3 separate regions of the Homo sapiens genome follow, and all the other regions are linked to region 1. A link is a contact called in ENCODE Hi-C or POLR2A ChIA-PET data. All regions are on one chromosome and are shown on one strand. Each heading gives the region's core, a stretch centred on a gene start or an enhancer-like site at or near the end of the contact. The rest is flanking DNA. Distances are from core to core; before and after follow the strand shown.

The links. A loop is a pair of places that touch in the nucleus more often than their neighbours do. ChIA-PET counts read pairs that join two places held with the same protein, here RNA polymerase II (POLR2A). Pooled maps may share reads with other maps.
Region 2: a pooled map shows a loop between it and region 1 (2.9-fold over the local background). The contact joins two enhancer-like sites. A Hi-C loop is called at or near these places in 2 of 50 pooled maps. POLR2A ChIA-PET finds 5 or more read pairs at or near these places in 2 of 52 experiments (WTC11 and naive thymus-derived CD4-positive, alpha-beta T cell).
Region 3: a pooled map shows a loop between it and region 1 (4-fold over the local background). The contact joins two enhancer-like sites. A Hi-C loop is called at or near these places in 2 of 37 single-sample maps with no recorded cell type and 4 of 50 pooled maps.

Annotation. Positions count from the first base shown.
Region 1 is chr18:58,090,071-58,092,770 of GRCh38, forward strand. The region is part of intron 1 of NEDD4L (NEDD4 like E3 ubiquitin protein ligase); the gene reads left to right. Among named protein-coding and RNA genes, the nearest start is that of NEDD4L, 47 kb to the left of the region's middle. RefSeq lists enhancers at 1,014-1,113, 1,124-1,273. Within about 2 kb of position 1,386, at least 9 of the 41 ENCODE cell types and tissues checked have a DNase peak (open chromatin) inside an H3K27ac peak, as active enhancers do.
Region 2 is chr18:58,302,138-58,304,837 of GRCh38, forward strand. The region is part of intron 5 of NEDD4L (NEDD4 like E3 ubiquitin protein ligase); the gene reads left to right. Among named protein-coding and RNA genes, the nearest start is that of MIR122HG, 140 kb to the right of the region's middle. Within about 2 kb of position 1,419, at least 3 of the 41 ENCODE cell types and tissues checked have a DNase peak (open chromatin) inside an H3K27ac peak, as active enhancers do.
Region 3 is chr18:57,836,740-57,839,439 of GRCh38, forward strand. It overlaps the pseudogene RSL24D1P11. Among named protein-coding and RNA genes, the nearest start is that of ATP8B1, 35 kb to the left of the region's middle. Within about 2 kb of position 1,277, at least 3 of the 41 ENCODE cell types and tissues checked have a DNase peak (open chromatin) inside an H3K27ac peak, as active enhancers do.

The DNA.
Region 1 (2,700 bases), core at 136-2,635:
CTCGTGATCTGCTCACCTCGTCCTCCCAAAGTGCTGGGATTACCGGCATAAGCCACCATGCCCAGCCCAAACTTCCTTTTCTTAGAGGGTGGGCTTTATCTGTGGTTCTTAGTTAGCCTCACCTTCATTCTTCCTTTTGGTGTTACGGTCTTGCTTACTGCTTTGGGAATGGATTTGTTGAAACTACATGTGACTAGTTTAGGGACCCAGTAGGAGGTTTTACTATAAGTGTAAATTAACATGTGCCTTTGGGGGACCTTAAAAGTTTTTGTCATTGGGCCATGAGATCTGAGTGCAGCTGGTAGAACCTCCTTGTTTTCTTTGGTATGAGAACTCCTGGGCTTTTGTTGGTTCCTTCCGTTTTCTCCGGTGTATTACCATTTCACATCACAGTGATATTATCCAGATAACACCCATGATTTGTTTTTAACGGAGTTTCACTCTGTTGCCCAGGCTGGAATGCAGCGGTGCGATCTTGGCTCACTGCAACCTTCACCTCCTGGTTCAAGCGATTCTCCTGCCTCAGCCTCCCAAATAGCTGGGACTGCAGGTGTGCACCACCACGCCTGGCTAATTTTTGTATTTTTAGTAGAGGCGGGGATTCGCCATGTTGGCCAGACTGGACTTGAATTCCTGACCTCAATTGATCCACCCACCTTGGCCTCCCAAAGTGCTGGGATTACAGGCACGAGCCAATGCACCTGGCCACACCTGTGATTTATTTTATTTCATTTGAGATTTCAGACTTTGTCGCTTGTTCTTTCTGTAGAAGTTTTTTCATAGAAGTATGTTGTTTCAAAAGCAACCTTCAAATAGTAGACTTAGCTTGGATGAGAATCTAAAAGTCTTTGAGTCCAACAACCAAGCAGGTCCCCTGTCCAGGAAGTACCTTATAGCTGATGTTTGAGTATCCCTGCAGATGGGAACTCACTACCTCCTGAAGCACCTTACTTCTACCCTTGGAATAGTAACAGAGATTAAAATGTCCTTCCTTAATTTGAGGTGAAATCTGCCTTCTTGTCCATTTTACACACACTAACCTTCCTTCCACCATGCAAGCTGAGAGAGAGCCAGGTTGAGCCTGTGTTTCCACAACAACTCTTCTCAGACCTCCTGCTGCCACCTACCATGCACTTGCTCTTCACTGGCTAGGTTCCAGTTGCTCTGTACCTTTCCTAAAGTGTGGTGACCAGAATTTGGCACAGTGAGGGAAGGTTCCAGAGCCCTTTAGTGTTATCGGGGGCACAGAGCTTGGGCTTTGGAGTCGCTCAGATCTTGAGTTGATATGCACTTCTTTGTCCTTGAGCAAATGATTGAACCTTCTTGGACTCTCAGTTCCTCATTAATAAAATGAAGATGAAACAAGATGAGATGGACTGTGCACATTTCCTGATGGGGGCTGGTATGTGCTGGTGCCCAGTGCAAAGTGGCTGCTGGCAGAATGGTGAGTCACCAGTACCTGCTCCCTTCACTGAGTGCTTCCTGTGTGCCTGGCACCATTGCTCAGGGCTTTACATGGACTTACTCATTTCATTTTCACTGCAGCCTAGAGCGTAAGTAAGTATTTGCTTTATCCCCATCTTATAGATGAGGCATTTGATTCTCAAAAAGGTTTCATAGCTTGCCCATGTTCTAGCAGCTAGTAAAAGGAGAAGCCAGAGTTTTCATTTAGGTGGGAGTCCTCAACCTGCTTTCTTAACTGCTGTGATCTGCACTGTGGCATGAGAGTTTGTCTTAATGTAAATGCACATGTAATAGCATTATTCACATTGCCTGAGACTGTGGAAGCTCCTTTGGCAACCAGATGCCACAGGGGACTCATTTCATGCTTTTAGAAGACTTGAGCCACTACATGCCCTGGGAACTGTGTTGCTTCCCCACTGGCCATCACTCTTGCTTTTGTAAGGGATGTCACATTGAGCCATTAAGTGTCATCTCTGGAACTCATGACTCTGTTATTCCACATATTAGGTTTTCTTTGTAGCTTTGTGTCAACTCCAAGCCAGGTAAATAAATCTTGGAAGAACCAAGTTACAGATGTGAGTAAAAGAGGGGATGGCAGGGGGCAGAAGTCAGGGCAGGCCCTGTGACTTGCCACCAGCATCCTCCCTTCGGGGGAGGTCCTTTCATCTGGGTGCTAGCTGGAGGAATTGGCAACGTCGGAGATAAAGGTGTAGATGCACCAGCTGAACGTCTTGCTCTGTTTCCCATTTTACGTATAAGATGGGTGATGGCATGCTGCATTCAGATCCCCATGGGTGTATTTGGGATTTGGGGTGGGGGATTGTGTGTAGAAGGCAGGAAAGATTGCCCAGCAACTCTCATTTGAATTGAGGGTGGAAGCGGTTCTCGGGCACAGTATGCCAAGGCCCAGGGCGTCCAAGGGACAGAGCAGAGATCACAGATGCTGAACGGGTGGGGAAGGAGCACTAGGCAGGGCATTTCTGATGAGACTTTGATTTGGGAGGTACGAAAGTTGTATGAGGAATCTTGATAAACTGCTTAGAGTGAATGGAGATGAGTAGGAATCACCACCATTCACATACTGGCTCTGCAAGCCACTCAGCACAGCTCTGCACCTGCTCTTATGGAGGAGAAGACAAGCAGAAGAGAATGTTCTGATCTAGAAGAGTTCGTGTAAGAGCATGAAGGCAACAGCACTTGAGATGTGGTGCACATGAGCAAAATTTCAGTTTATGT
Region 2 (2,700 bases), core at 169-2,668, 210 kb after region 1:
TATAGGCTTCATGTTTCATACAACCAGCATATACGTAAATGGCCTCTTCAGTGTATCATGTATACACATTGGTGAATAGCTTCCCACTAGATAATGTTTTAAAGGGGAAAAAAAGAAGTCATTTCTAAAATCCCAAGAGAGTGTCCCCGTTTTGAGGTTAGAGCACGTTTTTTAGCCTTATTTAGTCTTGCATCTTGCTCCTTATGCTACCTTTCATTGCTTTATGAAATTATTTTTTAAGGGATACTTTCTAACATTCCATCCCACTTTTTTTAAAGCTCGTTCATATACTTTGTCCTCACAGAATAGAACAGGGTTTCTCAAATTGCACACACTGAACTCTGCAACACAACAGTTCCTTCATTGGAGACCAGATGAATTGAACCACTGGCTTTCTGAAAATAACTGTATGCTTTCCAGTTGGCCAGCCTTGGCAGGGACCCACTACTACTCCTATTTCTCAACAGTCAATTTAAAATATTGACAGTAGCTTAATAACATTCAATAGTAACTTGCAGCAGCCTTTCATATACCCTGACATCTGAGATATGTACCAGTTTATGAAATAGAACACGCAGATGGTCTTAGCCCCATTTTCCAGATGAGGACCCTTGTCCAGGGAAGGATTGGTGCCCATTTAGCTAGCTCTTTCCCAGCAAGCAACAGTACCCAAGGCTCCATGCCCCAGGCCTGGGAGGACCCCTCCCACGGCGTACTTCAGATCTCCACCTGTGACTTTGAACACATGCTTCGAGGTGATGTACTTCTTGGAGATAGTGCTTTCCTCATCTCTTCTACCTTGTAGTCGTCAGTAGAGGGCATGCAGTGCAACAGAAGTGGATTTCAGGACTGAGACTAGGGTGAGGCAAGAGAGGCATCAGAATGCAAAAGTGAAGTAGACACCTGCCGTCAGCACTGGGCAGCCCTGCTCCTGGGGCCTTACTTGACTCATCCTGGTGGGTTTTCCAAATGGCAGAGGTGCACAACCACTTCTTGCAAGCATGGGCACTTGAATTGTAGCCCATGTACACAGTGATTCTTGGAAAAAGTCATGAGTAATGAATGGAACTTTTCTCTCCCAGGTTGATCTTGTGTTTTGAGACATAAAGAGTCAAAGGTTGGTGCCTAGGATGCTCATTCTTATTGTTTTTGGTAGTTTGATTGTTGAAGGCTTTTGACACGACATTGAAGTGAATATTTGGGGCATTTTGCTCCTCTGGGCTTTTCTCTAAAGCACCCTCACATTTCCTCTCTCATGTTCCTGGGCTTTCCTGGCTTTGATGCTAGCCCCACTGTGTGTTCCCATTAATAGCCCTATGTAGCCTGGCTCCTTATTCTGGAAACTGTGTAACTTTTGCTCTTGATCTTAAACACAACTCAGTCTTGCAAGGAGCTCCGCCTTTGGTCTCAGCTTCTTGGGGATTTCCCTGGCAGCCACATAGTGAACTATGTCACACTCTCTGTTTTACCCGTTAATAAGGAAATACTCTGGTACATGGAGCTTTGCTTGCTGATCTTTTTCTAAGTACTCTGGGGGCAAAAGGAAAAGCAGCTAGAGGATAAGGATGTAACTTTCTTCAAATTAAGCCATCCTGACCCGTGGTAGAGATTAGCCACTAAGAAATAGTGGAAACAAATAACTGTTTCACTCTTGAGTGTTAGCATGGAAGAGATTCTGGTTGAAATCCTAGTCCTGCCACTTTCTGGTTACAGAAACTTACATTACTTTTCTTTTGATGTTTCAAGGAGATAGGAGTTAAAGAAAAATGAACACCAGATTACTAGAACATTCTTATAGAGTTGCCCAAAGATGGAATGGACACCTTCCAGAGTGGAGGGGAGGGAGTAGGATTGGACAGTAGTCCTCAACTGGGAGCACTTCTTCCCCCTGACCCCACACCTGCCTCCCAGGGACGTTTGACAGTTTTGGATTGCACAAAACTGAGGGGTGAGAGTTGCTGCTATATCTAGTGAGCAGAAGCCAGAGATGCTTCCAAATACCTTACGAAGCATAGGACAGCCCTCACGGAAAGAATTATCTAGCTCCAAATGTTAATGATGCTGACTTTGAGATACCCTAGTCAGAAGTAACATTTATTGGCCAGGGGCAGTGGCTCATACCTGTAATCTCAGCACTTTGGGAAGCCGAGGTGGGAGGATCACTTAAGCCCAGGACTTTGAGACCACCTGGACAAGACCCTGTCTCTACAAAAAAAAAAAAAAAAAATTAGCCTGATGTGGTAGTACATGCCTGTAGTCTTAGCTACTCAGGAGGCTGAAGTGGGAGGATTGCTTGGACCCAGGAGTTTGAGGCTACAGTGAGCTATGTTTGTGACACTGCACTTCAGCCTGGGCAACATAACAAGACTCTGTCTCAATTAAAAAAGAAAGAAAGAACATTTGTTGAATCTAATTTTCCCATGTAATATCAATGACTGTGCAAGATAAAGTGGTTTTTATCCTCACTTTGGATGAGATTGGCCTTTGGTGATTGAGAAACCTTCCTTTGGTTGTTCAGCTACTTCTAGATAGACATGGGATTTTAAACTAGCCATCTATATGTCCAAAACCCATCCGCTTTCCACAAACCCATTATGTAGTTAGCTCCCCATCACTGATGATGTTCAAAGCTAAGCAGGGTGAGCAACCACTTGAAAGAGGGGATGGATGAGGATACAAGCCTAAGATGTATGTTGCACT
Region 3 (2,700 bases), core at 27-2,526, 250 kb before region 1:
TGCAGATGGCAGATGGTGGGACTTCTCGGCCTCCACAATCACATAAGCCAATTCCTTATGATAACTCTCCTTCTCTTTCTCTCCTCTCCCCTCTCTATTTTGAGCTGATTATTTTGGGAAACTGCAACCACAGGAGAAGCTCTGAAAACAGAGTGGAAGTTACCTTATCATCCACATTACCCCAGGAGGACAGGATGACTCTAAGTCACTGGAGACAGTTATCCTTTATTGATGGAGAAGGCACTGACTTAAATCTCCATAACAAATCTTACTCTTATTTGCCAGTTTTTCCTGAGCATAATCAACTTTCCCTACACCCTTCTTTTTGTTTCAGCAGACATGGCATTTAAGTGTGAGTTCAAAGCCACCTCTTTGAAATTTACCAATTTCTCTGGGTATCTCCCTGTATACTACACGAGGTATACATGTTAATAATCTTCTGTTTATTTGTCTCTTTTTAATCTGTTTTTTGTTACAGTGGCCCATCCCAACTAAGAATTATGAAAGATTGAGAGAAAATTATCTATTTCCCTACATTTATAGTAATGTAAATAGCATAGCCACTCTGGAAAATATCAGTTTCTTAAAAAGCTAAACACTTGGCCAGGCACAGTGGCTCACATCTGTAATCCTAACACCTTGGGAGGCCAAGGCGGGCAGATCACCTGAGGTCAGGGGTTTGAGACCAGGCTGGCCAACATGTCAAAACCCCGTCACTACTAAAAAATACAAAAATTAGCTGGGAGTGATGGCAGGCGCCAATAATCCCAGCCATTCAGGAGGCTGAGGCAGGAGAATGGCTTGAACCTCGGAGGCGGAGGTTGCAGGGGGCAAAGATCGCGTCACTGCACTTCAGCCTGGGCGGCAGAGCAAGACTCTGTCTCAAAAAAAAAAAAAAAAAAAATAGGCCAGGCACAGTGGCTCAAGCCTGTAATCCCAGCACTTTGGGAGGCCGAGGTGGGCAGATCACGAGGTCAGGAGATCGAGACCATCCTGGCTAACACGGTGAAACCCCCTCTCTACTAAAAATACAAAAAATCAGCCGGGCGCAGTGGCAGGCGCCTATAGTCCCAGCTACTTGGGAGGCTGAGGCAGGAGAATGGCATGAACCCGGGAGGCGGAGCTTGCAGTGAGCCGAGATTGCGCCACTGCACTCCAGCCTAGGCGACAGAGCGAGACTCCGTCTCAAAAGAAAAAAAAAAATTCTGATCCCCGAATGCTCAGGGAGACTGATTTGAGTAATAATGAAACTCTGGTCTCCCACACAGACAGCTCTGCATGAATGACTCTTTCTCTGTAGAAATTCCCCTATCTTGATAAAACAGCTCTGTCTAGGCAGTGAGCAGGGTGAACCCGCTGGGCAGTTACAGCATGAGGCAGCCTTGTAGTGATGGCACAGTTGTGTATCTCGATTGTGTTGGTGGTTACAGGAAGCTACACTCGTAATAAGATTGTATAGAAGTACACACGTGTGTGCTTATAAAAACAATGAAATCTGAATCAGCTCTGTGGAGCATTTCAATGTCAATTTCCTGATTTTGATTTTGTACTGTAATTATTCAAGATGTTACCACCACTGAAGGAGGCTAGGTATAGGGTACACTGGGCCTCCCTGTACACTTTCTTTGAACCTTCTGGTGACTCTATCATTATTTCAAAATGAAAAGTCAAAAAAGAAATTGTAGTTGGGCTCTCAAGCTTAGCGTGTGGTCAGTGGGGAACCACACGGGTTCAACATGCGCATCGAGAAGTGTTATTTCTGTTCGGGGCCCATCTACCCTGGCTATGACATGTTGTTCATCCACAACGATTGCAAAGTGTTCGGATTTTGTAAATCTAAATGTCATAAACACTTTAAAAAGAAGTGCAATCCTCGCAAAGTTAGGCGGACCAAACCATTCCAGAAAGCAGCTGGTAAAGAGCTTACAGTAGATAATTCATTTGAATTTGACAAACATAGAAATGAACTTATCAAATACCAGCGAGAGCTATGGAATAAAACTATTGATGCAATGAAGAGAGTTGAAGAGATCAAACAGAAACACCAAGCTAAATTTATAATGAACAGATTGAAGAAAAATAAAGAGCTACAGAAAGTTCAGGATATCAAAGAAGTCAAGCAAAGCATCCATCTTACCCAAGCCCGTCTTGCAGGCAAAGGGAAGGAGTTGGAAGAGAAAATGGTACAGCAGTTACAACAGGATGTGGACATGAAGATGCTTCTTAAACATTTCTGTAACCATTTATTTTATGGACATTTGAAAATGCCCTTTGGAGACTTGGAACTGCTAAATTATTAGTTTATTTTTTACATAAGTTCATTTAAATGAAAAGTGATTAAAATATATCTCTCCTACACTGCCATCTACAAAACACAAGATATTACGGATGTTAGATTGCATCTCAGTATTAAATCTTCACTGATATGTGTACTTATGTAAATCACGAAAATTCTACTTATAACTGTAGAAGTGAATTGTGGACGTAAAATGGTTATGTCATCTGGATAATGGACTAGACAGCATTTGTATAATCACTAATGGCAAAAAATCATGGCTAGTGATGTATAAAATAAAATATTCTTTGCAGTAAAATATTCACTTTATTAATGTTATAGAAGGGGGGAGACAACAAGGAACTAACAATTTGTATGACGGTGTCAAATATTTTGATTTTAGTATTTCCTGTTTTGGTTTATTT